2 separate regions of the Mus musculus genome follow, and region 1 is linked to region 2. A link is a loop called in an ENCODE intact Hi-C map of the cell type or tissue named here. Cell type or tissue: left cerebral cortex. All regions are shown on one strand. Each heading gives the region's core, and the rest is flanking DNA. Links, peaks and the distances in the headings are about the cores only. Region 1 overlaps Rimbp2 (RIMS binding protein 2). Region 2 overlaps Rimbp2 (RIMS binding protein 2).

What was found. A loop is a pair of places that touch in the nucleus more often than their neighbours do. Peaks named below come from ENCODE experiments on the same cell type or tissue, not always from the same donor. Only the 100,000 strongest peaks of a DNase experiment are listed, where the experiment ranks them.
Region 1: a loop joins it to region 2, with 2.0 times the contacts of the local background. A loop is called at or near these places in 5 of 42 quality-filtered maps.

What each region holds. Positions count from the first base shown.
Region 1 is chr5:128,802,895-128,819,099 of GRCm38, forward strand. Rimbp2 (RIMS binding protein 2) reads right to left here. Exons shown (of 21, transcript NM_001378900.1): 5 at 10,668-10,718; 6 at 3,463-3,667; 7 at 933-1,069. It overlaps Gm34057 (a long non-coding RNA gene), which reads left to right and starts at 15,237. Exons shown (of 3, transcript XR_003955996.1): 1 at 15,237-15,349; 2 at 15,924-15,993. In left cerebral cortex, for the core only: CTCF peaks have their summits at 5,850 (motif pointing right), 6,051 and 6,705; DNase peaks (open chromatin) are centred at 4,829, 5,850, 6,084, 6,759 and 4 more places; H3K27ac peaks cover 3,979 bases.
Region 2 is chr5:128,848,125-128,864,329 of GRCm38, forward strand. The region is part of intron 1 of Rimbp2 (RIMS binding protein 2); the gene reads right to left. Among named protein-coding and RNA genes, the nearest start is that of Gm34057, 38 kb to the left of the region's middle. In left cerebral cortex, for the core only: no CTCF peak of the experiment used is centred there; DNase peaks (open chromatin) are centred at 9,614 and 10,991.

The sequences.
Region 1 (16,205 bases), core at 4,495-9,494, 48 kb before region 2:
ATACTAAAGACTCCGTGTCCCACCCCCAGCCCGTGAAAGGCTTATGAAGTGGGATCCACTTCCACAGACATCTGCTGGGAATCCTACACTAAACATTGGCAGAGACTTGGATGCCCCCCACCCCCACCCCACTAAGACACCCGAATGCCATGCCGCCAAGTAGCTTATGGAAGGCAGAGGTGACCATGTCCTCTGCTTTCAGAGGGCTCTTGCTATGGAGGGCCGAATTCGCCATCTCCAAGTGGCATTCAGGAAGCCAAGGAGAGCTACAGTAAAGGAGCCACCAGGAGAGCCTTCATTTCACACTTTCCCCTGCTGTCTCGGGGTCTGCAGAGCTTAAGGACGCTGTGCCCAGAGTTCCCTACTGCAATAATCCCAGGGGCATGTGGTCTTTTCTCAGAGGGCTGAGAGGGGGACTGAGTAACAGTGTCCCAAGGAAGGCAAGCTCCCCCTATTATCCCTTCTCTGTGTGGAAGGCAGAGTGCTCCCCTTCATGGTGCCAACCAAGCCATGCCACTCCTTCCTAGGAGCACGCAAGGGACCAAAGCCCACATCTATCCCCTCCTCCCCAATCTCCCAGCTCCACTCAGCCAACCATGCTCCTGGTGTCTCAGACGTTCGGTGACACCACCGAGAAGCCCTCCTGGTTTCACAGCCCCTCCCTGTGCCATTACAAGTCCACACACCCTGTTCTGCCGCTGTCTTCAGAACCCTCACCCGGGACCTGGCTGACTGGATGCTGATACAGTGCTGAGACCCCGAGTCTCCTCTGCCTGTAAACAGTAGTGATTTCTGGCACCTGCTGAGTCACTAAGGATGGATGTGGAAAATCGATAGGAACAATGGAGGGGCCAAGGTGAGTGGGCAAAAGGAGGAGGCAGGGCCATAGGTGCCTCCCAGATACAGCCTAGAGCTGACTAGGTAGGACTCACCTCGGACTCAAATCTGCATCTTGGGCTGCTGGATCGCAAGAGGAAGGAGGGCTTCACACACGGAGACTCCAGCTTGTCCCCAGACAGCGGAATATAGTCACCAATCACAGAGTAGTGTCCAGTGGGGCCCTCGTGACCTGGATGGGAACAGGGGAATGGATGAGGGAAGGAGGCAGGCCACCCACCCACATACTAATTGCCTCAGGCTGGTCTCACTGTGGGCAGCATACAGGCTGGCTGTACTGAGGGCCTGGTGGTGACCTGTGATCTGAGACACAAGAAGGTCCATTCAGAAAGGGTCAGTGTGTCCTAAGTGCAGGGGTCTTCCCTTCTGTTGGCTTGAAATTGAGGGGCTGTGAGGCCTATTGATACCCCACACACACAGCCTGATACCAGGAGGAGTGTACCCACAGAGCCGGGCACTATAATACAGAGAGTCAGAGTCTGGACTTTCTGTGACATCATCAAGGGTACCTGAGTGAAGCTGTACCCAGGCTACACTGTAGTTCTCCCCCCCCCCCCCCGCATGATAACTGTTTCTCTGATCATATCAATGTTAAAGTTCGTAATCACTTTGACCAAAAATAAATAAATTAAAATTTTTAATTAAATTAAATTAAAAAGTGGCAACCTGTCCAAGAGGAAAATTTTACCACTCCCATTAGCATGGAAAAACCTGGAGTGCCTTATATAAAATAAGATAATCCAGGCATCAGAAGATGCAGACCAAACTGGCCCAGTCACATGTGGACTCTGATGATGTCACAGCAGAGAGAAGTAAAGGCTGACCAGCTGGGCAAGAGAGTAGGAAGATGTTGAAGCATTAGTGGGAAGTCCTGGGCTTCCAGGTGAATAGGTTTAGATCCTGCCATGCAATTCTACACCCACAGTTAATCACACTATACTCTTCCCAAACACAGTCAGGAAGCCTATGCTCTGGGTCCCGGGGCACATGAACACATCTTTAAGGGACTGTCCTGATGAGCCAACAAGTTTAAATAGAGCTAATTAGAAGAGTAGGGAGCACTTGCAAACAGCTACACCACAGAAGAAAATGTCTCTCCCAGCAATACTTAACTACCTACTGAAACATTATGGGGCAGGGGCTATCATAAGCCTCTCACACAGCAGCCATGAAATGTCTATAAAGTCTCAGAAAGGGAGGGGCCTCATGAGCACACCTGTGGCTGGTGCCAACCACTTGCATTCCTTCTGAGTCAGGACTAGACACGTGCCAGGTAGAGGTGGCCATGTGATTGGTCCCCACAAGAAACCTTCAGCTCTGCCTCAGATGACCTCCTAGGATCTTGCCATGCTGGGGGCATGATCTGCCTGACTCCCTTGCAGCTAGGATCCCAGTACATTTATGGAGTGGGGAGGGAGAAGCTGGTTTGTGCCTTTCACAGTTTGAATATGTTCTCCAGTTGGTACTGAGCCCAGCTATCCATGTGCCAGCCTCATTCTAGCTCACCATCCACCTACACGCATCCGTGTGGGCTGGAGGCCACCTTATAGCCTATCTGACATCTTGCATCTGAGCAGGGCTTCCCATGGGACCCTGTCATTTAACAGACTTCACAGCCTTGGCACCCAGACACCTCCTGGGTGCACAAGGCTCAGTAAACAAAGAGAGGGGTGTGGGCTGTCCCATCCCATCCATCTTGTTTCTCATAGCAACAGCTACTGATGTTGTTTGTCAGTCTCTGCAATGCAAGAGTTAGAAGGAAAGGTTCAAAGCTGAGAGGCTGAGGGGAAGAACCCCATTGATGATGACACAGAACAACAAGCATTGCCTAGTTTTATAACAACAACAATGATAATAATAATAGCACCAGAAGCACTTCTCCATTTTGATAAGGACCAGGAGAGATTGGAAATTATCTTAATACAGCTACAAAAGGAAGTCTGGCATTCAGCTCTCTTAATTAAAAGAAGTCAACAATTTGGGGTTTTGTTTTTAAGACAGGGTCTTGCAATATAGCCAAGGCTGTTCCGGAAGTAGCTGAAATTCTCTGGCATCAGTCTCTCAAATGCTGGATTACAAGTATGAGCCTTTAATCTGGAGGGAGGGGCTCGAGGATAGCTTAATTGATAGTGTTTGCTAAACCTGAATGAGGAATTCACTTCTGTCTCCAGCACCCATGCAAGAAGCTAGACATGGCAACATACCCCATAATCCCAGCACACCCCTGGGGCCACGGAGACCATCAGATCCCTAGAGTTCATTCATACTCATCTAGGCTAATCAGCAAACCCCAGACCAATGAGATACCTGACTTACAAAAGCAAGGTGGATGGTTCCTGGGGAACACCACCAGAGGTTGACCTCTGCTCTCTACATGCATGTACTCACACCTGCATGTGCATCTTTACCCACACAAACATGCTTCCCCCAACACAGGGAGAATGGGAGTATCCAAACCACTCTACGAATGAGCAACCTGGGTTGTCCACAGTCCTGCTGCAGTAGGTCCTTATACTCTCAGCCACAGGCACCCTCCCAGAACCGTTGGGAGCACCCATCACTTACCTTTGTGGATGGAGGTGGCTAGTCCATTCATGTACTGAGGGAAAGGCTTGCCAGGGGCCAAGGGAACATCCAGCAGGGCCACTGAGCTGCTGCCCAGCAGGTCAATACTCCCAGTGTGTTGCCGGAACTTTTCCAGGTCCCGGGACAACAAGTTAAACTGCTCACTCTGCACACGGCATTTCTCTTCCAGCTCTCGGACCTTGGACTGCACAGCAGAGGCAGAACAGCGATCAACGAAGGGATAGTCAGTGGTGCAGATGTGCTCAGGGCATGTGTGCCTTTTAAGAATGTGAGTGTGCGTGCATATGATAGGCTGTGCGCTTGTGTGTGGCAGGGTCTGCTTCCACCTCCACAGAACAGCAGCGTCTGGGAGCCCAGCCTCACAGGCAGCCTGGCTGTTGGCCACCATGAGGAGCCACATGTGCCAAGAAATCTTGCCATCGCTCAACTCCCAGCCAAGTGTGGATTGTTCCAGGCTCTGTGTGCAGCCTGGGCACTTTGTGGTTGGCATGACTGTTTGGTATTTGGAGCGTACGGCTGAAACAGTTCTGACTTGGGAGCAGCCCAGCTACCAACCCATCATGCCATGCCATCTCAGTGGGTGTCCATCCCATGGGCCTGAAGACCCCTGAAGAACACAGCTGGCAGCCACACCAGGGAGTATCTACGTGGTACTGGGTTAGAAACGCCACTGTCATTAGCTAACACCACCATGACGCCTAGGGAAAGACAAGAACCTTTCAGGCAGGCAAACACATGGAAGAAAAGGGCAGCCAGCAAGCTCCCTCCTTGGGCACAGGTGTGGTAGGCTGTTCCTGAGTGCTGTGTGGCTCGTACAGAGGGTTTAATCTGTGTGCTTCCTGCTGCTCTCAGAAGAATTTGATACAAACATAGGTATCTAGCTGGTGCTCAATAGATTCTTGTTTTATTGCAGGCATGTGGGAATGTAGGGGGGAAATGGCTGAGTCAGTCTGCTACCTGGCTTGATCCATGGCTCAGGAGTGGACATGGTTCCTCCTCCTCCTCCTCCTCCTCCTCTTGCTCCTCTTTCTTTATCTCTTTTCTTTCTAATCTACATCCTCTCCCCGCTCTTGCAGAGTTTCCGCATCCTTTCTTCTTCCTCCTCCTTTACCTCTTTCCCCACCTCTTTATCCTCCCCTCCTTCCCCCTCCTCCTCCTCTCCCTCCTCTCCCTCTTCCTTGTGCCATAAGCATTAAGTCTCTCAGCTCTTTCATCCAGAACCGGGTGCTATTTATGTCTGCGATCACGGGTTTCCAAAAATAACCACAACGGATCCCAAGCCTATAATTAATTTCTTCAATTCATTAAAAAAAAATCAGCAGGGTTCCTCTTTTTAAAAAGCTGAATGGGGTTGGCTTAAGATAGCAGTCGCCTCAGAGGACGGCAAGGGACCGAACCTCTGGGCTCTGTGGCACAGGTGGGCCCTGGAGAGCTTTGGGGAGATCTGTGAGGACAAGTGTGATTCCAAGGGCAGAATCCATGTGTGGGATGATGACTTCAGGATCCGTGGGCCCTAGCGGCTCCACTCCTACTTAACGCATCCAAGAATCCTACATGAGGGTAGGGTCATCAGAGGGAGTGGCATCAAATGTCCCCATGAGGGGAAAGCCATCAGATCATCTGAGTAACCAAACTGGGCCATGAGTACCCACAGAGGCCAGTGGGGTTCCTGGGTACGAGGGTGAGCAGGAGATAGCACCTGTATCCTCTGACACTCCAAAAAGCACCTCTTAAGCATCCTACGCATATAACCAGACCCAAGGAACGAAAGGCAGGAGGACTCTCCATCCACACCACAAAATTTCAATGCTATGCATTCGGGAACAGTTCAGTGCTCGTCAGGTTGCGGGAGGGTGTGACTATTCAGGGGCAACATGAGTAGGTGTCCTCTGGTGGCAGAAGATGCAAGACATTGGATTGTAACCATGCAGGTCTGCAACAGCAATGGGACTCTAGAACTATACTATGAGAAGAGAGCCAAGTGGGTGGTGAGGTCCGAGGCCAGCTGTAGCTTGGCTGATTGGCACCGTTCCAGCCTCAGGTCCTGGACTTGCTCTGATGGGGCAAAATACTTTGGCCGGGGTACCTGGGAGGGGTGGAGCTTATAAAAAGTGTCCCTGCTGCTTTTTAAAGCTCTAATGAGTCCAAAGTTATTACTGAATAAAAAGGTTGATACAGATGGTATACGGATAGAGAGAAGCTATGCCCTCAGAGATGAATAAGTAGTGTTTCACTCTTCCAAAGCTAGGGATGGTCAGGGAGCATTGACTGGGGCTCTGCATTCAGAGAGCATCACCAGCTCAGACATCGGGTCTGGCCCATTCCTCTAGCTCTATGGGTACTCATGGCCCAGTTTGGCCTCTAGAGGGCGCCAGCAGCCAGTCCAGAGGCCCCAGAGACACGTGGACCTGTTGTATGCTAGCCTTATAGCCATACTTTTTCCTAAGCACAAGGAGTGCAAAAAGATGGTATTGGTTACTGAAATTCAAAGTGTTTAAAGGTGGGGCTGGAGAAATGGCTCAGTGGTTACAAACATTGGCTGCTGTTCCAGACAGCCTGGGTTCAATTCCCAGCACCCACGCAGAAACACACAACTGTTTGTAACTTGAGTTCCAATCAGTCCAGCGCCCTCTTCTGGCCTCTGTGGGCATTGCAGGCACATGGTATACAACCTCACAAAACACCTATACAACATAAAATAAAATAATTAAGGTATTTAAACACAGAGTTGGCTCACGTATTCGAGCACTGTCCCATACGTGAATGAACAAGGCACAGGGTAATGACAGCTTGCTGTCCTGGAGACGGTAGCCATGGCTAGGATAATTTTTCTTTTAAATATTTATTTTATGTGATTACACTGCAGCTATCTTCAGACACACCAGAAGAGGGCATAGGATCCCATGACATATGGTCATGAGCCACCATGTGGTTGCTGGGAATTGAACTCGGGACCTCTGGAAGAGCAGTTTAGTGCTCTTAAGCACTGAGCCATCTCTCTAGCCCCAAAGGCTACAGTTTTTAACAGTCTTTGTGTCTAGACACTGTTTAGCAGACCCAGTTGCCTGGGGTATGTTTGACTTGCAGCTTTCCCTCTGGTAAGCATGCAGGGACCTGACGGTGGAGATGCGTGTGTTCAAGAGAGCAGGGGCTTCTGGGTAGAACCAACTGCAGCCAGCAGACCAATGTCCCTGCTGTGTAGGTAATTGTTTGCTTTGCAAAGTGCGTCCACTAGGGGCGCTACAGTGGGCCTGGCTTTGGGGGTGAGCCTCAGTGAACTGAAATGGAGTGGAAGGGCCTGGTTTTCTAGGTCAGAGGAGACAGAGAATCCAAGTGTTGTGCCAGGCCACCCTGATGAACACTATCTTTCTTTCCCAAGCCTTCGGCTGCTCTCTCTGCTTTGAAAAGGCAGGATGCCAACTTGGGCCTCAGGAGTTTCCAGCCGTAAAGAGGAAGAGCCCACAGAAGCCTCAAGTCCCCATGTGTCCCTGTTGATCGCTCCTCAGGAGGCTATGTGCACATAGCCCCCAGCCTTCCCTGGCTGCAGCCAATGCATGTCTGGGCCACTCACTGGTTAGCTCTGATAGCTTGTATGTCACCCACTTCCTGGGGCACTCTGAAAGGAACTGCAGAGGCCTGTGCTGCTCCCGGCTACTGCTTCAACACCGTGGTGTTTATCTCAGTTTATCTGGAGCATTGTGGAGTCTCTCTCCGTTGCATGATGGGAACCTTGCCTCTGTGTGTTCCCTCAGCTTCACGGACACACCCACCCACTCTTCCCTGATGGGCCAGCCCAAGCCTCTCAGAGAAGCACCACCTGCAGGCGGGGGATGGAGGGGTCTGTGCTGTGACCAGGACCGTGGTGGTGGCAGATGGCAAAGCGTTCTATAATTGGAATAAGTGCAGCAGCTTGCAAATGCAAGCGGAGCATTTAAAAGCCAGAGGCAAATATCCCAAGACGTGACTGCCGGCTTTCCTGCCTCCTCCACAGGCGTTTCTCTGACTTTCCTCCTCCGAGGTGTGGGGCTGCATGCTGGGCTAGTGTCCAAGCTAAGGTAGCTTTGAAGGTAAAGGACATTTCTCCAATTAAAGACAATGGGACATGCAGAGATCACCTGCAGAGTTACCTACAAGCACGTGGAGTCTCATTCATCTATCATTGTTGCCATAGAAACAGATCTCTGTGGAAATGACCCCATCCTCAGGGCCCAGACCCCTTGCTCTCACCCTGACACTGCCCACAAACACTGTGTTCTTTCCTATACATCATTCTGGCTATGAGCTATGTATGACATTTCTCAGTGCCAGAGAGGCGATGCCACCACGCACACTTGTCCTTCCTGCCAGGAGCAAATGAACTAAGGGCCAGCATTCCCTAGAGCTCCCTTGTAACTCAGCAAGACAGCTGACCCCAACTTCACCTACTGTGAGGAGAGGAACGCAGTTGTCTGTGTGTTGGGGACCCTGCCTCTTCTTGCTCTCGGGGTCCCCGCCTGAATGATGGGAACGATCACTCCTGAACCTGGCATTCTCTCAGGTGTCCTGCATGGCAATCTCCCCACCCCATCCCCCTGCACCCTCTGGGAATCAGTTCTGCAAATATCTACAGAGCTGGTGGGTATGCAAAGGGCTTCAGTGTTAACAGTACATAGCCTCCAATGCAGCCACACTGCTCATACTTCAGGGCTGCAGGCTGCCTAAAGATGGTCACCCAGGCGACATCTAGGGTGCCTGATATACTCTGAAGATACCCACCCTTAGAGGGGGTCCTGACAACTAGCGTGAGGGACTTGGTCCCTGTCTCTCCACAGTGCTAAGATGGGATCCAGGCTGGGCTGCGGGGCCTGGGCTTATCAATTATGCGTTGGTCAAGACTTCAAGTGTCCCTCATTCCCATCAACTAGCTTGACGCCACCTCCTACGTGTGGCTCAGCCCCATCCTCGTGGGACCCTGCAAGGCTGCATAAGGCAGAGGTCCATCTGTGCTCTTCCTGGGCCTGGGGATCGAGACTTGTGACAAGCTCCCAGAGATGCCATGATGATCAGTCTAGCATTGAAAGCCCCTCATCTGGCAGGTAGGGAAGCTACCCCTCTCTGACTTCAGTACCAGTGTCTGGTCTGAGCCAGGGGCCACACTGGGGGACAATTGGAAAGAAAGCAGAGTGGCTCTCCCCTATGGAAGGAGCTTGCTGTTGGCTCGGGATGGATAGGAGGAGCCAGAATGAATTCTGATGACCCATAATGGAATTCTAGGCATACTGCCAGTCCCTCCCAACCACAAACCAACCCCAAGGAATAGCAGTCCCAGCCTCTCGCCCATGGTCATCTGAATTCATACCACTGGCCAGCGGCAGGGAGATGTGTGCACAGGGTCAGCTCAGCACTCCAAGAAAGCGTTTTCGTATTCCTATGCCCACTCCTCTGCTGGCACCAGGCTGCGGAGTCCTGGTCCACACCCACACCAGGTCCCTTTGTAGTGTTAGACCCTCAAGGTGCTCCATAGAAGGGAGAGAGGAGGAGGATGAGCAGACCCAGGGCTCAGAGCTGCCCGCCTAGGGAAAGTACCACAGAGCACATGTTCGAGAGGACAAGCCACACTGAATACCTGCATGCAGTCCAGGGTGTTCTGGGTGGCGAGCCAGACGAGACAATTACAGAGAGATGGTGTAAATGAAGTAGACAGTGCTCAGGACAGCCCATGGCCAAATAAATGGCCCACCCCAGCTTCTGAACAAAGGCATGTTGTGTCGTAGATGTTAGCAGGCGTAAGCTCAAAACACAGGCTACCAGCTGCAGTGATAACTCAGCAGGAGACTGGAGTGACACAGGCAACCAAGTCTGTACATTTCAGGGCAGCTAAAGAAAGGGACTCTTTCCTGCCAGGGGAGGTGAGACTAAACTGTCCCCCAGGAAGATAGATGTCCATCTGGAGGTGGCCCGTTCCATTCTCCCAAGACCTGCGTTTTTCTGGCATCCGACACACATATCCCTCTTGATCTAACTAATGGGAAATTTCCAACGATCAAGATCAGCTCATGGGATAGTGACCACAGAACCTTTCCTGGGGGAGCTATAGATTCCAAGGGGTGGCATAAGATGTGCACACACTCTGTTTTCAGCAGTAGCAGCTCCTCCCCTGGGGAAAGGGTCATTTTACGATTCCATGGAAATCCTACCTTCCCTGGCAGCAGGTAGCCTGGGGAGCTACACAGTCTGTCCAGTTCACTACTGCCTGCCTCACAGCGTGACCGCTGGCTAACTACTCACTCTGCATGAGGAATGACTGGCAAGGACCCCCCAAGGACACCGAGTTCTCACCATCCCTCTACCTATCTACCATTCTCTAAGAAGACCCACCCAGGACCAAAGTCACAGACCAGGAGCAGGCACTCTGTGTGCCACCCCAGATGATGGGACCTGGTGGCTGTTTTGCTTCCAGATCCTCGGGACCATTCAGGAAGATCTACATGTGGCTCAGATGGCCACTTCCACAGGGACAAAGATCCCATCAGTGGCTGGTACAGCATTAACCACTTTGGCTCCTAGACCAGTGGTTTCCAACCTGAGGGTTGTGACCTCTTTGGGGGCCATATATCAGATACCCTGCATACGAGATATTTACATTATGATTTATAATAGTAGCAAAATTACAGTTATGAAATAGCAACAAAAACAATTGTATGATTGCAGGGGCTGGGCGGGGGTGGGGGGGTGGGGGTGGGCGGTGCTCGCCACAATGTGAAGAACTGATTAAAGGGTTCCAGCATTTAGGAAGGTTGGGAACTGCTGTTTGAGACCCCCCCCCTTCTCCGATCCTGCAAGTGTCTCCCCAGCAGGAGCGCAAAGCTTCGGCACTGTCCCCCTATGCCACCCCTTAGAGGATGGCATCCCTAGGAACAACCCAACATTAAGTGTAGGAAAAGCGCCGCCTTGTGGCTCGATGAGAACAGCTAGCCAAAGCCCACCTCTGACCCAGGCTGTGAGGTTGAGGAAAAGCTGATTCCGTGCTCGGTGCTGTCTCCTCAGTGGGAAGGACAGAAGTGGTAACAGTGCCTAGGAGACAGCTTGCTTGCAAGGATAATGTGAGTGGCGGCGTGCTGGGGCCACATCCAGTTTCTGACAGGCGGCAGGGACCATTTACTTTCTGCCGACCCAGCCCCGCCCGCCCGCCCACCTGTGCTCACCTCTAACAGCTGCACAGCACCTTCATGCTCTTTCTTAGCTTCAACCTGAGCCTGGTGGTGGTGGAGAAAGAAAAGAAAGCATTTAGGCAGGGAAAGAGGAACTCCGGGCCAGAATCAGCAAGACCAGAGTGTGCTATGTGGTCCTGATTTCCCAGGAGAGGGTAAACGCTGCAGGTCTTCCTCTGAGCTGCACCAGGTGGCGACGATTGATTTGGCTGAATCTGACGATCTGCGGGGAGTCAGGCAGAGAAAGATCGGACTCTTACATGGTAATGGTGCCCAGGAGAGAGCATGTGCCTGTGAGGACAGCTTGAATGGGCTGGGGTAGCATCTCGTTGGGCAGCTAAGCACGAGGCTCACAGCTCTGCCACTGCAGCTGAGAAGGGACCCGGTGTGTTCCGACCGACCAGAGAAGCCGGGCTCTCCATGCTAAGCCTGAAGAGCACTCTCTTCTAGTCCATCCTCCTGCCTGGGAGATGTGGCACCACCCTGCATAAGTTTCAAGTCCTCCTTGGATCACCCTGGCCTGAAGGAGGTGCCCTGGTGCGAGGGGTCTTACACCTCCAGCCCACAGCAGGGGCCTGCCCCCTTCCCCCATAATTAAAGTCACACCGCACAGAAAACATGTTACTAGCTTTACTGAGGAAATTTCACATGAAACTGCCCCTGCCTGGCAAAGGACGATTCATACAAAAAATTAAAACACAATCACATTTGTCCCCACTCCTCCTGACACCCTGGCATAGTGACAGTCCATGTTATATTTGTCTTAATGGCCCCCTCACCAAAGAGCAGCGCCTGGATTTTTTTTTTTCTACTGAAGAGATAAATACAATCTCAGACTCTCTCTCCCATTAGTTTATCTAATGACCACAGAGCCCAATCCCAGCTGGGAGCCTGTGCTGGGAGACCCTGGGGGAATGGGAGGCCTCTTTCCTTTTGGACTTGAGAGGAGAAGTTGGTGCAACTGCAGCCATCTTACCACCACGAGGGGAAAGGCTACAGAAAACCAAAGGCCAAGCTGGCCCAGGGGAAGGCAGAGAGAAACAAAGTATGGTGGCATCTGGGAATTCAGCTGTGCCTGTGGTGGCTGGTTAAGGTCCTGGTCCTAAGCACATCCAAAGTCCTACTGCAGTAATAATCTAGGCAGACAAACTTTCCCACTGGGTTTTCTGTTTGGAGGATAAATGCCATCACTCACTGGTAAGAATATGATGCTCCCTACCAAAGATGGATGAACTGAGGCTCGGGGTATCTGAGGTTATAGCAAAAAGCGAGCACAGGCTCCTACCTCACCAGGCTGGGTGTCCAACCAAGCTGGGCCCATTAGTGGCTCCAAGTATTCTTCAGTTTCATTCTCTCTTGTTTTTTTGTTTTTGTTTTTGTTTTTGTTTTTGTTTTTGTTTTTGTTTTCTTTGAGACAAGGTTTGTGTAGCTCAAGCTGGCCTCGAATTCACCACATGGCCAAAGGCAAAATTGCAATTTTCCTCCTTCTTTCTCCCACGTGTTGGGTTAATGAGCACGTGCCGTCACAGCACATGTATGCCATGATGAGAGTTGACCCCAGGCCCTTGCACATGCCAGGCAAATGTAATAACTGAGCCACACCCCCAGGGCCCCATTTTTCAGCTCGTGAAAGGGTTTGCTTCCTGGCACTCTAGTCTCCTGCCTCGTCACCTGCTCTAATTAGGAAGCCATGTGCCCAGCTGGGCTCATATCGGGGTTTCCATTTCCAGAGAGTATCAGCCTGGACTTTGCACTGCGGAGGGTGAGAAATGAATATTACCTCATCTCTGCCACTGTGAGATTGTGTGTGGGCTGGGTTGAGGCTCCATGGCCCAGACTCAAAGGAGAATAAGCCCAAGATTTCCAAAAAGCTCATTCACCATGCATCTCATTCTCACAGATTCCCAATGAGGGTCTAAGAGCCAGGCGAGCCGCTAGCACCCGGCCCGCTAATCACACAGTTATTGAATTCGGCTCCCGCATTGACACTTGAGATTGTTCCTTTCAAAACAAAACAGCAACAATAACAGAAGAAATAACAAAATGGGGCATGGGGTGGGGAAGAAATCAGCCAGGGAACGGAGAGATTTTATAAATATCTCTGTCATCGAGTCAAAGACAGTTTTCAACCGTCAGGATTCAATCAACAAAGCACACAGGCAGGCTGGGGAGGCCGGACCAACTTGGCAGCAATGGTTCCATCTCTGCCTCTGGATGCTGCTCAGGAGTTCATTTTCATGGGCCACTTCCAAGCTGGGCCATTTGGGCGATTGGAATAGACTGTTAAATTTAACACTCCACGTTGGCAGTTCCAGAGTCTCAAAAAATAAAATAAAATAAAATCTCAGCAGTAGCTCAAGTGAGGCTCATTTTGGGGCCACTGCCAACATTGGGGGTGGGGGAGGGAGTGTGACCTTCGTGGGAGACAGGATGCCTTGCAGATGGAGAAGCGCAGAGGAAGAGTTATGGCTCCCAAGGAAGCCCACAGTGCTCCCCAGAACAGAAGTGCTCCCCAGAACAGAAAAGACCTATCACCTGCAGGGGCAGTTGCCAGGAAGGGAGGAACAGGCCACAGATGCAATGACAGATTCAAGACAGACATGCATACAGGAGGGATAAACGACACGGGCACAGGTCACTTGCTCTAGAAGCCATCCTGTGCCAGGACAATAAGTGTGGGCTGGAGCTAAGCAGAGTCTTGGGGCTTGTTTGTTTGTTTGTTGGTTTGTTTTTCCTGCTATTGAGATTAGTTTAAATGAGACTCTAATAACTATTGGAGATGCAGGGCCTCAGACAGGAGCCCTGAGTGTGACACTCATCAGGGCTGAGATGTTGACAGGCACGTGTCCACATCCCGGGGCGTGTCTAGGGAAAGAGAGGAGCGTTGCAAAAGCTCCAGGCGCTTCTCAGTGACAGAGCACTTGCCTAGCATGTACCAGGTCCTGGCTTTCCATCCCCAGTAGCACAAACAGCAGCAGGGCCCCTGCACTCCTGAGTCTGTGTGTAGTGTTGGTCCGTGCGCATCCCACCTCTCCTTACATAAAGCAACAAAAGCCTAGACTTCCATGGCAAGGGCAGGAATCAGCAAAGAATGTGCCAACCAGCACATTCCCCAGAAACAGACCCAGGACTGAAAGCTGGGAGGCCAAACCTTTGCATATACTGTTGATAGTAAGGACGAGGGCACAGGTGGCCTGAGACACTGAAAATTTGCAGCCATGAACGTGGTATTCTGAAAAGGTCACAGAAAGGCTCTGGAGAGCCTAGTCTCCATGTGATTACACTCACATCATAGGACCTTTAGCCCATTCGCAACCTCAGGCTCCTTGGTCATGGCTATAAAGAGGAGGACTCTATGTCCCAGGTCCCAGGAGGGCTGGCTGCCATGGTCATAATTTACTCAGCAAATGATACAGGGATAGGAGTGCGTAGTGAGAACTCACCATCTCTATCTCTTGGAGGCACTGTGATAAAGGCTGAGTGAGGGACAGTGTCTTACCTGTTCTCTGTGCCAACCTGGCTCCCCAGCTCTGGGGTTCACCCAGTGATCGCTGAACTTCTGCTACAAGATGACCTGTCCAGGGAACCTGAATGTTCGTCTCATCGCCAAACCCAACAAATGGACCAACGCATCCTGATACTATCTACTGTGGACCTGTGTCCCATGCTGGTGCCAAGAGGGTTGGGAGCAAACTCATATACCATGACAGGTATGCAAAATGGCCTGGGGGGACCCTTGCAAACCCGTGAGAGGTTTTGAGCCCCTTCTAGGTGATGGTCATTGTTGGGGCTGATATGTTTTGCTGTGTACTTCTTCATTTACCTCCATCCTAGGATGGCAGTGTCAAGGGCTCCCCAGACACAGTAGCTCCCTTTCTGAGCTGGCTCTGTGTTTACAGAGCCAGCAGTGTGAGGGAGGCAGCCATCAGCACGGGCAGGGATCAGACTGTGTCATCCAGAGAGGACCAAGTGCAAGAGAACTATGAACTTGGGAAGAGTTCATGGTCTCCTTCCACTCCACTTCCACCTTCCACCACCCTCCCTAATGCCATTGTTGTTGTTGTTGTTGTTGTAACAGCCATCATTTCTAAAAAACCTATATAATCGGCAGTTGATTTTATTCAGTTTCACTTCCTATGTCCCCACAGATAAGGAAGCATCCATATGTTCAAACTAAAGACCATGATAAAGGCACAAAAAAAAAATCAAGGAGATTGGAGAGAGAGTGTGTGAGAAAGAGAGAGGGAGGAAGGGAGGGAGGGAGGGAGGGAGGGAGGGAGGGAGGGAGGGAGGGAGGAAGGAAGGGAGAGAGGGAGGAAGGAAGGGAGGGAGGGAGGGAGGAAGGGAGGGAGACAGAGACACACACACACAGAGAGAGAGAGAGAGAGAGAGAGAGAGAAGCAAAGAAGCAAAGAGGTGGGGCTGGTTTCTTTTCAAATCTGATAGATACTCAGTCCGTGTGACCCCAGGCTCCCAGGGAGCCTTCTGTGGAGGAGTCATATCCTGTCGCCCTTATGAGACATTATTTGTATCTCTGCAGGCTCGTTATCTGTCTCAGATGGACCCGGCCTGCAGATATGACTTCCAAATTGCAATGAATAGATGAGAGGCTCCTGTTCCTCCCAGCCCCGGGGAGGAAGATAAGAATAATATCCTGGCAAAATATTGTTTCTCAGGTATGATGGCCAATTTGTTGTGACAGGCGGTAGGGTTGTGACAGTCCCCATGAACAGTGGCTTAATGAAATCTCTACCTAATACCAAGACTCCGTTATTAACTAGAAAGGGGGCTTCAAAGGTCAGCTACCTGTTGCCTCTGGCTGATAGACTCTGATTTGGAAAAGCAGACAGATTTTTATCTGCACCTAGGCTGTTTGAACAACTGAGTGTCCCTATTCCATGTGAGATCAAAGATTCATGACAACCATTGGATTGTTGGCATGGAGCTATGCAGAGGGTTCAGGAGTCACCCACTCACTACCCATCTTGGTCAGTACTGAGCCAGGGCTCAGACACCCACAGCCCATGCCTACATGTCCCATCGTCCCATAGATGCTCAGGTGTGGTTGCTATTGTACCTCTGGTACCCCGGTGGGTAAGCTCTGCCCATAGGGGCTAACTGCCCTGCTAAGAGAACGAGTAAGGCCAGGAGGTGGGGATGCTGGGCTTCAGACAAGAGAGGGGAGAGAGACGAGAGCAAGTCAGTCTCTGGTCTCCATATTCTAATTCTTTCGGGGCTTCTTCCTCCCAGCCCTGGTTCTTGCCAACAGGACCTTCCTACCCGGGAAAGAGACAGGACAGCAAAGCACGCATGGACTGAGGTAGGGATGGGCTTCCTCAGCCCCACCCTTCACAGTGTGTGTGGTGGAAGGTCTACCCCGAGTCATCTGGTCCTGCTTCCTGATACCTCTCCTGTTCACTCTTGTTCTCTTGGCATCTCTTGATTCTTATATCCTCTATGTCCTCTGTCTGTCTGTCCATCTGTCTGTCTGTCTGTCATATCTATCTATCTATCTATCTATCTATCTATCTA
Region 2 (16,205 bases), core at 6,846-11,845:
CTTGAAAGTGGGGCACTTTATTAGAGATGTCAGACAGAGACAGAATCCAAATACTGATGAGTGTGTGTGTGTGTGGGGGGGGGGGGGTGTTACAGACAGCTACTGGGCAGGAGCTGCAGGGAGAAAGGATAAAGGGTGCTGGGGTGAGCACCTGAGCCTGATGTGACCGTGGGCACTTCCTGCGGGGTGAACTGTATTCTCTCCAAATGTAGACCCAGGAGCCTCAATGTGACAATATGGCAATAAGTATAGACAGGGCTCTTGAGAGATCACTAAGATAGCCTTACAATCATGCAATCAATTATAATAATGCAAATACCTCTCCCTCTTCCTCTCCCCTTCTCCCCCTCCCTTTCGCTCTCTCCCTCCCCCTCTCCCTCTCTTCCCTTCTTTCTTCAGTTTGCACCCCACACACACACACACTCTACACACTGCCATGTAAAGACACATCCACCTGCAAGCATGAAGGGAACCTCAATAGGATAGAACAAACCAGCTCCTTGATCTTGGGCTTCAGCCATTGACATATCAGTTATTTAGCACACCCAGTCTAGGGTTCCCTGACTGAGCTCTCCTCTTAGCACAGCATGGAGAGGTAAGCAGTTTTCCCAGTTTCCAAAGAGCATAAGCATGCCAAGAAGATGTCAGGGGTGGAGAAAAACAGGCTTAGATTATCTCCCATCCTCAAGGATAACACAGACAGCAGAGAAACTGAGGCAAGACAGGGGAAGCAAGTTTCCTGGAAAACTCGTGGGTTCTGCCTCCTCTAGACTCTGGTCACAGTGGGTGCCTGACACACACGTGTTCTAGACACAGCCCCTGTCCCAGCCTCATGAGGGTGAGCTAGGACAGGGGCAGAAATGCAGCTGGTCATGTGGGAGGTCACAGGTAGCCTTCCTCAGATACATGTGGAGTGAGAGAAGAAAGCAAGGAAGGCCCTCAGAGTCAGGACGAGGAACAGGAACTCATGAAAGATCTCATGGTGTGTGGGGCAAGAGGACCGTGCAACCAGACAGAACTGGTAAGGTTGAGCAGGCTCAGACCTCCAGAAACCTCAGATTTGAGAACAACACCAATGGAACCAGCTCCCTGCCAAACTACCTGATCTGGAACATGTAACCATGACGCCCCACTGAGAGGACCATGGCAATCAGTCAGGTAGCATAAAAACCTGGAGTTCTCTGTGCTAATGAGGTATCTACATAGGTCCCGAGTGTTTAGTCAATGAGCTTCCCTTCCTGGGCATCCGTTCCTAAAAAGGGTATTTAATCCCTGGTTCACCCTGAGTAAGGTGTATGCATTCACATTTGCCATCAAATAAAGCAGTTTGGACAAGCAAGGACCATCTCTTTCATCAAGGATCTCGGGGTGGGGTGGTTGCAGGGGAGGAGCACTCCATCTTTAAGAGCCATGCCTAAATCTCCCGGAAGAGGCCTCCTCTCTTTCAGCCCCTCCATACTCTTGGCACTCACTCAGAACCAAACCAGGTCCCGTCCCTGTCCCAAGCTCTGCCTTCCCCTTCCTGCCTGGTACTTAGATGTCCTGAGGGAAAAGCCCAGACCATGGACCCATGTTCCCAACAGTGCCTGGGTATACAGGAGCCTGGGAGCCATGGCAACCATCCCAGAACTCATTTCCCACCAGAGAAAACACGGACTGAGGACCCCTGTTATAGACTGTGTTCTTCCTCCCTTGGACAGCTTGCACGCAGCACTCGGGCACCCCAGCAGCAAGGCAAACACACAGCCCAGCAGTGGTGCCTCTGTCTAAGGCCCAGCACAGAATGCTTCCATGGGCAAGCCAAATGCCAGGCTCCTTGCAACACTTTATAGACCCAAGAGACACTTCTCATACATGTCTAACGCTGGATAGAGAACAAAGGAGGGATGCTATAGATATCAAAGGTGGAGAGATTGTATTGTTGACCTTCAGGGAGGCCCTGAAAGCCAGGAACACAGGACTTACTTTGTGTAACAACTGCTCTGAGCTGGCTACTTTCTCCTTCTCCTCCTAAAATCTCCCCAGCTCCCCAAATCTTTGCTACATCAGCACTGCAAGGTGGCACCTCACTTCCCTTATCCAGAAACAAAGGTACAGGGGGTTAACTAACAACCAGAGTAAGAAGTCTCTTCATCGTGTAAGCATCAGTCAGGGTTTGAACCAAGCACTATGGGTCTCTAACTCCAACCCTACCCACCCTGATTGACCCATTATTGCCAAACTACATGCTCCTGGGTTGCAAGCCCAGAAATGTCTAACTAGAAGATTCTAGAAGGCTACACAGTTACTCCAAGCTAGAGGCTTGCAGGCAGGCACAGCTTGGGAATGGGAGCTAAGCTAATCTCAGGGAGAACCTTCACTTCCATGAAATCAAAGATGAACATACATCCAAACTCATGGTCGATGGCTGCATCCTACTTCACTGACCCAAGCAGTTTCTACATTGGCCATCTAGGGCTAAGAGCCAAGTGAGTCTAAACGGTGATTTTTATGGAAAAGGACTCTACAAGAGATTAAACAGCAAAGACTCAGGAGGAGCCTGAAAGAGGTCAGCTATGGCAATGCAAATTTTCAGATGCAACATTTTTACGGGAGGATATGTGTGAGTGTGCATGTGCATGCATGCGTGCCTGTGGGCATGTGTGTTCACATGTGGGTGGAGAACACAAAATTGCTACTGGGTGTCGTCTTTTCTGAGGCAGAGCCTCTCAGTGAACCTAACACACATTGATTCAACTGGACTGGCTGGCCAGAGAGTTGCAGCGGTCCCAGCTCTGGGATTACAGACCTACTCTGATGGTTTTTCTATGTGGGTTCTTGGGAATCCAACACGTGTCCTTATGCTTGTATGGCAAGTCCTTCCCCAACGGAGCCATCTGTCTGTCCATCCCTGACTGTAACATCTTCTCCTCCAAAGAGATACTTGATTGAAGGACTGGAATGGCATACCGAAGGAGACTGGACTTATATTCTGAACTTGGTCATTTTTGTGTATTTCATTAAAGGATATTCACCTTTTTTTTTCATCCAAGAAGAGCTGCAAAAGTTTTGAATTCACTCTCATGGCTGAACACGTGTAATGATTTACAAATTAGAAAGAGCCACCCCAGTGGGTTCAAATAGAAACTGTGTCATTACAGCATGAAGTCTAGTCTAATAATGCCATGGAAGAACGGTACCGTCGATGACAAAGTGACCACTGGGCTGTGCTTGCGGTCTCATTCTTTCTGGGAAGAATTGGCAAGTGGTGTCAGCATGGTGACATTGGCAGGGAGGGTGAAGCTGCTAGGGAAAGGGAGGAGTTGAAGATAGACGGGTGGAGGGTGGTAAAGAGAGATGTGATGTGCAAAGGAGCGAGCAGTTGAGAAGCCCCCATAATCCCCACCTGCATTCCTAACGCACTTCCTTACAACCACAGATAAGTGTAGCTCTCAACCCTCATCACGAAGCCCCTTTCTAAAGCAGATCTATCACCATCAAAGGAAGCCACAGGTGATCAAATTTTAGAGAACAAATCTGCTAACCGTGAGGTGCCCAGCCCCAGTTGGTGCATCCTAAACAGATCCCCTCCACCTAAGGCTCAGACAGATTGCAAGAGCCAGAGGAGCAGAGCAAGATGTCTACTTTGAGACTGTGGCTTCTTTTGTCTGTCTGTCTGTCTGTCTGTCTGTCTGTCTGTCTGTCTCTCTCTCTCTCTCTCTCTCTTTCTTTCTATACATTTTTCTTACAAGTAAATGCCATTTTTTTATTTTTTTATTTCTTTTATATTTTTTACAGTCCAGTCCTTACTCCCCTGCAGTCCACCTTCCCACAATTCCACATCCCCTTCCTCCTCCCCCATCTCCAAGAAGATGTCCTCAACCCCGCCTCTCCACCAGGCCTTCCAACTCCTTAGGGCCTCAAGTCTCTCTAGGGTTAGGTGTATCTTCCTTCACTGAAGCCAAACCAGGCAGTCCTCTACTGTATATGTGTTAGGGAGTCCTTGGACCAGTTAGTGTATGCTGCCTGGTTGGTGGCTCAGTGTCTGAGAGTTCTCAGGTGTCTAAGTTAGTTAAGACTGCTGGTCTTCCTATGAGGTTACCTTCCTCTTCAGCTTTTTCCAGCCTTTCCCTAATTCAACCACAGAGGTCCACGGTTTCTGTCCATTGGTTGGGTGTAAGTATCTGCATCCTGTCTCAGTCAGATGCTTATTGGGCCTCTCAGAGGACAGCCATGCTAGGCTCCTGCCTGTAAGCACACCATAGCATCAGTCATAGTGTCAGGCCTTGGAGACTCCCTTGAGCTGGATCCCAAGTTGGCCTGGTCACTGGACCTCCTTTCCCTCAGTCTCTTCTCCATTTTTGTCCCTGCAGTTCTTCTAGAAAGAAACAATTCTGGGTCAGTGTTTTTGACTGTGGGATGCCAACCCCATCGCTCAAGATACATCTTCTCTATGTGACAAGGAAACTGTGCTCATAGAATCTTAACAGTATGGTCACCTAAACAAGACCCGCATGGTGACGATACATGCCAATGTGGGTAGGAGAGACCTCCCAAGACCCCTCAGATGAAGAGCTATGGGCAATTAATGGCTGCTGAGATAGAGAGAATTAGCCTTTCCCAGGAACAAGCCCCCTGATAGGTTATCCAATCCCATGTAAGTGAGCCCTAAACACATGTACATATGAGCAATACTAAACAGACTTAGCTGGTTGTATTTATACATACACGCATAATGATAATAACTAGAGGTAAAGAAGTCATGAATTTGAGAGGAAATGGAGGGCATGGGCAGAGTAGGAGGGGTAGGAAATGTGGTATAAATACAGTATGATATACAAAATTCTCAACTCCCATTCCGAGGATTATTGGCTCTGTCCAGGGTCCTGACCATCTCCTGCCACATCCGCCCAGAGGAGCTGATGCCAAGACATCACGCTGGATGTGGATCTGGATAATCACAACCCAGAGAGCCTAGACTGAAGGTCTAGTCCCACCAGTCTAAGTGTGGTCATGAGTAAATCATGTAACCCTCTATTCTTGGCAATTTGCATGAGATCGTTTAAATCGGAAATACCATTATGTGAAGGGGGGAGGGGGCACTGCTGCCCAAACAACAGTCTGCCTTCCCAGAGCAACAGGGAGGAAGGCAGTTCTAAGCCTCAATATCCTTCTACTCTGAGAAAATCCTCAAAAACATTCTGGGATGAAGGACCCTGGGCCCAAAATGTCATACATCGTTTAATTCCATTCACATTAAAAATTCCCAGCAGGTAATGACATAAATGAAAAGCACATGTTTGTGACATGATTGAAGCCTGGGAAAGCTGGCCATGGAACCCCCTGAGACTCGAGATGCTTAGCTCCTGCCTGTGGAGAGCCGCAATAACATTTACCATCTTAAGATGGCGCTGGCTCCGCAGTGCCTTATGCCACCTAAACAAAGAACAAGCTATATGCGCATGTGCTAAAAGCAAAAACCCGCCAAAAGTCACCAGCCCATTTCCGGGGCACCAGTCCATCCCCCAGGGCACTAGCCCAACCCCTGGGGCGTTTAGCCTATCCCTAGGGTGCATGAGAATCATGGGTGTTGCTACCAGTCCTAGTTTAGACACGTCACCAAAAAGTATTTAAGCCACACACTTTCTGAGCCTTCTTTGTCTACCTCACCATGTCATTGAAGTAAAGTTAACCACGGAAGAATCTGGCGTCCTGTGTCTGTTTCTGCTGGTGGGAACAGGCTCAGGATACCTGCCTAAGAGAACTCCTGATTAATTTTTCACTCCTTGCGACTTCAGCATGACCTGTGGACTTAGGAATTGTATCCCTGCGGGAAATGTAACCCCATTGGTTGTCACCCAAAACTGCACACGAGAACACATAAATGACGCCTAACTCCTAAAAGGGACTGAAGGGTACCTGTGATAAAATACCCATGCAGTAAGACTGGGAGGAGGAAATTAGACAGCTGGAATTCCACACCTAGGACATTGGTCTGCTGCTACATGGTACAGCTAAGCTTGGAGTTCACCAGCTACTAATGTGAGAAGGAAGGCATATCAATTAAATCTCTGTTACTGTAAAAGATGAGCCTCTGTGGGTCTCTCCACAGATAACAAGGCCCTGAAAACATTAAGTGACATTTTTAAAAGGCACTTCTTCTTCCAGAGAGAATTTATTAATGGTTTAGACACAATGACACTCTCCATTAAGGCTCCACCAGCCTTTCTACCTCTCCTTCTAGACCTCAGCCTTCAACATTGCCTTTCTAATTCCCCAAGATAACCACTTCAGGCAAGCCAGCAGATGAGGATGCTGGTATGGCAAACTGTCCCTGAGGAGGTGATGTGGTACATGATATACATAGTGAGTAGCCATCTTTGTTGCCAGAGAAAAACTTCATCAGCACTCAGAAAGACCCATTCCCTTCCCAAAGTCTAACCACTAAGAATGATGGGTAACTGGCTTTCCTTATGCTAATCTAACGATAGATAGATAGATAGATAGATAGATAGATAGATAGATGATAGATAGATAGAAGGATAGATAGATAGATAGATAGATAGATAGATAGATAGATGCTTAAAATGATGTTATAGACATGTGTGGTAGTCTACCCATGTAAAGCCAGCACTTGGGGAAGCTGAGGCAGGACAGGTGCCATGAATTTGAGGCTAGCCTAGAGTACATAATAAATACCAGTTCTGCTAGGGGTACATAATAAGACCTTAATTTTTTAAAAATTAAGATTTTAATTTTTAACTATTTTTTAAAAAACTTTTTAAATGTTAGTAAGAACATTCTTGAATACATGTATATCTTATGGACATTTGTATGCATTTCTGGTGAATGTCTTTGGAGATTGGAGTTAGTGGCTATAAGATGAGCATACATGGGGGCTGGTGAGATGGCTCAGTAGGTAAGAGCACCCGACTGCTCTTCTGAAGGTCCGGAGTTCAAATCCCAGCAACCACATGGTGGCTCACAACCATCTGTAACAAGATCTGACTCCCTCTTCTGGAGTGTCTGAAGACAGCTACAGTGTACTTACATATAATAAATAAATAAATCTTTAAAAAAAAAAGATGAGCATACATATAGCTTCAGTATAAACCAGCTGGAAGCTTGAAAGGGTGGGTGCATGATGCTCTATGGCCTATATCCCACCAACCACAGCATTATTCCCCATGGAAGCCATCTGATGAGGCTCCCTGATGGCCTTGGATGAGGTAATGCAGAGAGACCACCCAAGGCACAGGCGATGCTCACAAATACCCAGTAGGCTACTTCTTCAACAGCAGTAATCAGGACCAGACTGAAGTGGAAACTTAAGAGGTCTTTGAAAAGTCGGTCAGATGGTGTTTTGCTGGGGCAAACATGTGAAGGAATGTTTAGCTGAAGCAGACACAGGTGAAAGGACACGTGATGAAGGATTCTTTGCTAACAGCACCCATGTATTGTTCTGCCTTACGGTGCATAGTTGAGCTTCATTTGTCAGGACTCCATAGAGAGAAACACACCCAAAAAACTTCCAGTAGTGTGCTACAGTTTCTTGCTGCTTTCAGCCTCAAGCTGATTGGCAGAGAACATGTGATGTTTGGAGAATATAAATAGGACTCGAGGGACAGTGACAGAGGCTGAGCTTGGCTTGCTCATAGAGCTAGCAGTGCAGAGCTTATGAGTCTCGAGTCTTTGCTGATCTTCGTTTCCCTGAGAGAGGCACAGCCAAGAACTTCTCCTGATGTTCCTCCTGGTCCCTCTCCTGCCAACTCATGCTGAAGGTGAGGCCTGGCTGTCTCTGCCTCAACTGCTGATTCCTGTTTGCTATCCTGACTCTAAGGAACTGATGTATCCGTGAAGTGTTTGCAAGTGGATCGAGCTGCCACTGCTGACTTACGAACCGAACTGCCGATTTACAGACAACACAGGTGGGAGTTGCTCTAAAGAACCTTTTGAAACAGGTCATAACTCCCCCTACCCCCCATATCCATTCTTTTTCACTACCTCTGGTGAGTGGTGGGTTAAAGGGGAGATTAAAGCATTTAGGATAATCACTAAAAATAAGGTGGTTTTTTTTTTAAAAGAAAGTTACAGCAGACATCTCCAAGAGCCCACATGATCCCTAAGCAAAGCAGCCAGGACCAAGCAAAGATCCTGATGGACAGAGGCCAGAAAAGATTCCGTAAGGACCTAAGAGATCTCTAGCCCTCTCAGCAGACACACACATACACACACATACATACCTCATTTCTGGCTATGCTATACCATCAAGTGATTTAATGTCCCCAATACCTCCTGCTCTCTCCAGCAGAAGTGAGCGTCATGACCCACACCTTGACCGCCACCATATTTTAGGCTAATAAAAAATCAGTTCCAGTCTCCGTCTCCCTGATGTAGCCTCCTCCACCCAGGCTGTTCACAGGGCATCTGTCCCATCGCAAAGGAACGCCCTTTTCTACTAAGTCCATTAGCCCCAGTACTCAGAGCGATGCCTCCCGGTACCTGGGATAAGAGGATGACCCTACCCATCTCACCTGGACAAGATACGGAGGAGCCAGCTTAGAGACAAGCCTGGCTCAGTTCTGAAACTGCCCCCTTTACAAGCAGGTCTCGGGTGGAAAAGAAGACAATGGTAAGCACCAAATCCCTGCTCTGGCTGTCTGGAAGGAAGCACTGGCAATAAGCATGCAGCTCTTGCTTCCTGCAGGGTCACTGGGCTGGCTCTGAAAGCTGACATAGGCATGCCCATAGAGCCTTAGTGAAGAGCAGTTCCCCCAGTGTGCCCCACAGACAAGGGAGTAAAAGCATTCCGCATGGTGGCAGACGACTGCATTTGGCCCAACATGTTTTATGTGTTTTCAAGGGTTAGAGATCATGACCAATATTGAAAGATAAAGAAATCTAATAGGAAAATAGGGGAAAATAAGGGTTGATATTTTCTGCCCCCCATCCCCCAAAAAAAGGCTGAAAAAAAATCTGAGAATTGCTGAGTCTGTATTTCCAGACAGTGACAATCAGCTGTAAACATCCACACATTTGTCATCGGACCTGTCTGTTTGTAGGCTTCTTCCAGAGGCTAGCTCAGAGAGGTTAAGAAACTTAAGGAGGATCACACAGCTAGTCTATTTCAGAGACCCACTCATTCGATATACCATCTGTCTTGCTCTGTTTTGTTTTGCTATAACAGAAACATCTGGTGCTGGGTACTTTATGAAGAAAAAAAAGGTTTTCCAGGATATAGTTTGAGAGGCAGAACATCTCAGGTCAGGCAGGACCCACCACATCCAGGCTCCAGTCAGTTCCCAAGACTGTGCCATCAGAGACTGTGTTCAGGTGATAGGAGGCTCTGCAGAAGCCCCCAATTGGTGCCCATCCTAACTACTCTGCCCTCCATCTGGCCTGGGGCTATGCATTTTTTAGAGGGCTGTTCCCTTACTTCCCAGGAGAAGCATCCTTCGCCTGTGAGCCTGACCATTGTTGTCTTCAGGCCCAAGATACCAACTTCTTCCTGTTTTACAGAAGCTTCACCCAACCACTGATCTAAAAGTGAGCTCCCAGAACACACTAGACGTTCAAAAGCCCATCTGGTCTGTGGCTTATTCGCAAGGGAAGTTGCAGTGGTTTCCTTTGAAGCAGCCACAGTCAGCGAGGCTAAAGTAGCAGCAGGCTGGAGAATTCATACTGTATCATACTTTCAAGGACCACACTAACTCATACCGGCCTTTGGGCTGTTGCACACACTGGCAGTCTAACAAATGAGTAGCTGCTTATTGTTAGGATTTCACTGCCAACCAGCACCATGGTGGGTTCCTAACACAAGGGTCATAACACAAGATGCTCGTGCAAACTGAAGATCCTCCTATGGGAAAAGAAGTGTCCCGATGTCCTGGCCGTGACTCTGGCCAGATGACCTGCTCAGAAGCCCCAAGTATAGTCAGTAATGGGGCTCCCCAGGGAACCCCCAAGATAAACCCTGATCTTATGAGCTATATCCTAGCTGGGGAGATACACAAAGGACCACGATGTGCCAGATGAATTAGGTTCTAGGAAAAGACAACTCAGAGCAAGAGAGAGAGAGAGAGAGAGAGAGAGAGAGAGAGAGAGAGAGAGAACAGAACTGTGACATGAACCAAGCCTAGGAAGGAAGAGTTCGTGGATATCTCAAGAGCAGAGGCCCTGGGGAGATGAAAACAGGAGTTCTGGGAGAATCGGAACCAGATAGGGCTTCAACAGATAATCAAGAAGACAAGGTAGGGGGAGCCAGGATGCCACTAGCTGCCCCTAAGACCCAGCACACAGCACCAGTCAAAATGTATGGCCTCGTGTGGATCCATGGCATTACCTAGCTAGAGAGAGCGCCATGTGTGAGCTGTCATCTGTGGACCTACTGGGAATCTTTCTCTCTGATACTGTAGCTTCACTGGGGCTCCGAACCCTGAATTTCCCCTTTCCTGCAGAACTGAGCCCCAGGGACCACAGGACATGAGACATCACCTCAAGTATATAAACCTCTGCTTGGCTTCACACCAACACCATCTTAAGTTTCAGAAGAGAGTCTCTATCACCATGGATCTGCTTAATCCCCTAACTTTAGAAACACCTAATCCTCTCCAGAAAACAAAGTCGCAAATGGATTTGAGAAAAGAGGCTGGTGGGTGAGAAAGAACCCCTGAGCCTCACAGTTTCAAGTAATTACTAAAGGAATGAGTCTTTCTTTATAAAATAATAATAACAATAATAATAAAAACTATTATTATTATTATTATTATTCATCCCCTCTTTGTGACACATGTATAAAAATATCATGATGACATCCACAGCTTTGTATGCTAACTTAAAATTCTAAATAGAAACTAAAATGTAAACACAAAGCCATATGTTCAATGAAGCCCAGACAATGTGGTCTATCTGTCCCTCAGGGTTCTCCCTACTGCCTCCCACCCCCAGGGTTGTCCTTTAATCTTCCACTCTGTGGGAGATGTGAGACTATTTGGAGTTCCAGAATGGTTCCACCTCCTCTCTCCGAAGCTCCATATCGTCCCACACCTTTGCCAATCCTTGGCCCTATTATTTCCAAAAGCCTTGGGTGATATACATAGAAAGCATTATCTTGTTGCTTCAATTACTTTCTAAGTGTTTGTTAGTTTTAAATTTTTGCAGACATTAATCAGCCAAGGGCCCACACATTTCCTCACTTCTGTTTGGGGGAGCTGTCTTATGGTATGAGAAAAAAACACCTTCAATGGTTTACATTACTAGTAATGTAAAGGAAATGGGGTGGCCATCCCAGCTCAGAGGAGATTTAACCCTATCACTGCCACATTGCTGAGAAATGAAGTTAGGATGAGAAGAAACCACCAGTAGGTGAAGAGACCATGAGCTTGCAGGGGAAAGGGTCCTCCCAGAGCCTGTGGGCCAGGGACTGGAAAACCTGGGATGTGTCACAAGGAACCATCCCATGCTGACCAAGGAGGAGCTTGCATTCTCTTCAATAAAGAACTCCTCGTTTCCCAGGCCTTGAGACCCACAAAGAGACAGCACAGTAGAGTCAGAAATGTTGTCAAAATGTGAAACTGGAGATAGGCAAGTCACATTTTCATCCCCAAGAGCTCTGGACACTGGCGCATCTTGTAAGAAGAGGGAGCTATAGAGATGGCTCAGTGGTTAAGAACACACACTGGGGGTGGCTGGAGAGATGGCTCAGCAGTTAAGAGCACTGGCTGCTCTTCTGGAGGTTCTGAGTTCGATTCCCAGCAACCACATGGTGGCTCACAACCATCTGTAATAGGATCCAATGCCCTCTTCTGGTGTGTTTGAAGACAGCTACGATGTACTTATATACATAAAATAATAATTTTCTTTCTTTCTACCTTTCTTCCTTCCTTCCTTCCTTCCTTCCTTCCTTTCTTTCTTTCTTTCTTCCTTCCTTCCTTCCTTCCTTCCTTCCTTCCTTCCTTCCTTCCTTTCTCTCTCTCTCTCTCTCTCTCTCTCTCTCTTTCTTTCTTTCTTTCTTTCTTTCTTTCTTTCTTTCTTTCTTTCTTTTTTTAAGACAGAGTTTCTCTGTGTAGCCCTGGCTGTCCTGGAACTCACTCTGTAGACCATGCTGGCCTCGAACTCAAAAATCTGCCTGCCTCTGCCTCCCAAGTGCTGGGATTAAAGGCATGTGACACCACTGCCTGGCTAAATAAATAATTCTTTAAAAAATTTTTTAAAATGCTCACTGCTCTTGCAGAGGGCCTGCTACCCCACCATTTGAAACCAACTTGTACCCAATCATCGTAAGTCCACCTCCATCACCTTCTTCTGGCCTCCATGGGTACCTGCACCCAACACGCATGCACAAACACAGACTCGCAGACACATAATTAAAATAAATCCTTAATAAAAGAAGGTGGCAAGCCATCCTTATTGCCAAAGTGACCACAAGGCAAATGGTTTCAAGGACCTTGGAATCTAGAAACTCGTGGCTCAATAGTTGCCACACATTTTTCTAGAATATTTGTTTCTCAAGACAGAGGACCCCACCAAGGTTGCCGCTGGCTGAGGGTGGCCTGCATTTGGCTTTGCTGCCAGACACCACTTGCTGATCTACCGTTCATCTTGAAGCTGCCAGAGAACAACAGGAAGACCCACCATGCCTGTTCTAGCCAATAGGCTTGGCTTCCTCCCTTCTCTCCATCCCCTTCGCTTCTTGTCTACCTCACACCAGCCCCTCTGAGTCCCCGTAGAGAAGACATGCCATTTGTCCTATGTGGGACTTTGTTCTCCATGAAGCCCTTACCCTGGGGTGCCCAGTTGCATGGTCAGAGCCAGCCTCACAATAGAGTCCTAGCTGCTCCCTTGGATGATACCGCCAAGCCGGTGCAGAATCCTCATAGATGGTGAGCTATGGAGAGCCCGGGCACTGCAAAGTCTGCCTTGGGACTCCTCTCTCCTTCACCCTCCCCTCTTTCTCTCAGCCCCCTTAGCATGCTGCTCACACCTGAGAGTCTCAGACCAGAGCAGGCAATGTTCCAGTTGGCAGATTTCAATTCTGATACAGTGTCCTTTGTACTGAAAGGGGCTGGAGGGAGAGGAGGGCAGCTGCTCTGCCTGCTGGGGGACTGGAGCTCAGCACCAACTGGAGGAGAGCTGGCTGGGACTAATGGTCTGACCCAGAGAGTCCTTAGATCCCTGAGATACAGTGCCCAGCCTTAGCAATGTGCCACATTAATGTGCTCCCAGAGATGTGTTATTTACCTGGAGAATGCGTTTTAGAAAACCTTGCCAGGACAAGGCTCAAGCATTTTCTATCTCTTAGGCAAATGTTGGTTTACTCTGTGACTGTGGTCGAGACTGTCTCTGGACCAAGCTGCATCTAACAGCTTTATTTTTTCCATCAGTGTCATTTGGAATTTGGAGGTAGCAGTGGGGGAAACAGAGGTCAACCTCAGGTCAGTCCTCAGCTCTGTCCACAATTTTTGAAACAGAGTTTCTGATTGGCCTAGAGCTTGCCCAGTAGGCTAGGTTGAGAGCCTTAGGGCATCCCTCTGGCTGTGTCTCCCAGCACTGGCCTCATAGGAGCAAGCCACAAGCTTAGCATTTTATGTGTATGCTGGGAATCGAACTCAGTTGGCAAACACTTTACCAACTGAGCCATCTTTCCAGCCATGTTTATTTTCATCTTCAGTTTTTAAATGTTTCTTTTTACATTTCTAGTTTTTAAATTATGTATTTTTATGAGGAATTGTGTGTCTCTAGGATACACAGACATGCATGTGTGTGCAGAACATTTATCTATGTGAATGCGGCACACGCATGCCCCGGTCCTCCTATGAAAACCAGAGGACAGCCTTGGGTGTCATGTCTCCCCTCCCACCTCATCCTTCTTTGTGGCCATGTCTCACCGCAGGTGCACCAGGGATATAAACATGGAGTAACATGTTCAGCTTTAATTGGTTTATGGGAATTCGAACCTTGGTCCTCACACGTTTATGGCAAGCACTTTGCCCACTGAGACAGCTCTTAGGTCCAAGAGCCTTTTCTGGAAAACAACAAGGTGATGAGAGAGACAGAACCTGCTGTTCTCACTCCCTGATGTCCAAAGCTCGGGGAGTATAGCAGAAGTAGAAGCTGAGCTGGGCTTGAGTCCCAGCCGATGCAGGAGCCCCTTGGCAGTCAGCTGAGGTGCCCCAGGTTGTGATTTAAATGTGGGGCACACCTGGGTCTCCAGACATATTACGAAAAGAGAGGTAGCATGAAATAGTCAAAACTCACAGTGATTTCATAGTGACCCGATTGTATTGAAAGTACATTCCACTAAGCATCGCCTGATGCTAATATGCTGGACTTTTCTTTTCTTGCTGTGACTTGGCTACTAGAAAATTTCAACCCATATTGGAGGTCCAGCTGAGGTCCTGTGAAGCAAAAGGCAGAAAAGAACGACAGATGGAAGAGCCCGACTCAAAAATGATTTGGACCTTCACATCAGAAGAAGGGCTACCACACCATCGGCGACACCATCGATCATTCACAGAACCGCAGCTGGTTTCTTCCTGCCAACTTTCTTGTCTACATTTTTGTCGTTGTTTATTTCTGATTTGGGGGTTTTGCAAGGGTGCAGTGTCTCAGGAAGTGACCTTGGCTGGCCTGGAACTCCCTGTGTAAACCAGGCTGACCTCAAACAACTCACAAAGAGCAACCTGCCTCTGTCTCCTTAGGGAGAAGATTAGAGTCAGCCAGCATACTTGGCTTTTATCTTTTCTTTGTTTTTCTTTTTCTGTTCCAGAGGCAACTTTTCAAAGGTGGCAAAACTATGTGTGGTCATAGCTGTAGCTAGGCTCATTCATACACACACACACACACACACACACACACACACACACTTGCACGTGCACACGATAACTGTGTAAAAGATTCCTTTGGTGCTTAATTTATTAACCCACACTCCGAAACCAAGACAATTCATGTAGATAGCCTGGCCATGTGAAGGGAGATGAAAATGTCAACAACCTCACTATCCCCCAGTCCAGTCCCCTCGGCTGATAAGGAGGGAGCCCTGGAGGCCCACTCTGTGCCTATTCCAGCAGTTCTCAACCTGTGGCTCTCGACCCCTCTGGGATCGCATATCAGATGTTAGCATCACGGTCCATAACAGAAGCAAGATAACAGTTTTTAAGTAGCAATGAAATAATTCTATGGCTGGGGGGGGGGGGGCGGGTCACCACAGCATGAGGAACTGTATTAAAGGGCCGCAGCATTAGGAAGGTTGAAGGCCACTGCTTCCTGTTGTCCCCTGGCACTGATAAGCAGAGCCTTCTGCTATGAGCCACCCATGTATAGAGAGAACATTTTCTTGTATCTGCTTTTGCAGAGAGGGCGACCTGGAGAGCCGGCTGCAAAATCTCGGCATTTTTCTGAGTCTTCCCAGCTAAAGCCTTTGAGGGATCAGGGTCTCCTTGCTCTTCCCTTAGGCAGTAGAGCTCAGAGCAGCCAGACATAAAGACAGCAAGCTACATTCTTCAGCATGTGTGTGTATGCCCCTGCAGCATCCTCCAAGCCCTGGATTCCTTTAGTGTTGCATAATGTAGCTGGTTTTCTAGCTAAACAACCGTGGTGAGGAGGAGGCCCGGAAGCATGGCTATAAGAATCGTTTAGGAAGACGAATCTCTATTTATGTCCGTCTAAGGTTTTCGTCTCACACTAAGACTTCCTGAGGAAAGTGCTTAGGCAGTTTAAGGCCTCAAGACACAATAAAGCCCACAGAAGCCTCCTGTCCAGGCAGCAAAGCTGGGGGATTACAGCTCCCATGCTGGAGAAAAGGGAGGTCACTAATCTAGGCTATTGAGAAATCCTGGAATGGGGTTAAGATGTGGGCCCATCATTTTTTCGATATTAAACTGAGGCTAGGAACTCACCGTGGTGTGGGAGAGATTTGAGAAAGGCTGCCCCAGTGTGGCTCCTCTTCTCCTAATCCTCCATGTGATGGGAAGCCATGCCCGTAGAATGAAATTAAAAAGAGTTGCTGATAATATGAAGGATGTCCTTGCTACCTGTGTGGGATAGAATGACTCAAAGAGCCCACATTCTCTGGATTTGTTTGTTTACATGGGATAAGTGTCAGCAGGCATTCTTAACGGCATTTCTTTTTATTTTATGTGGATTGGTGGTTTCCCCCCCCCCCCCTTGTATGTCTGTGTGAGGGAGTTAGATCCCCAGACACGTATCCCTGTGAGAGGGAGCTGGAG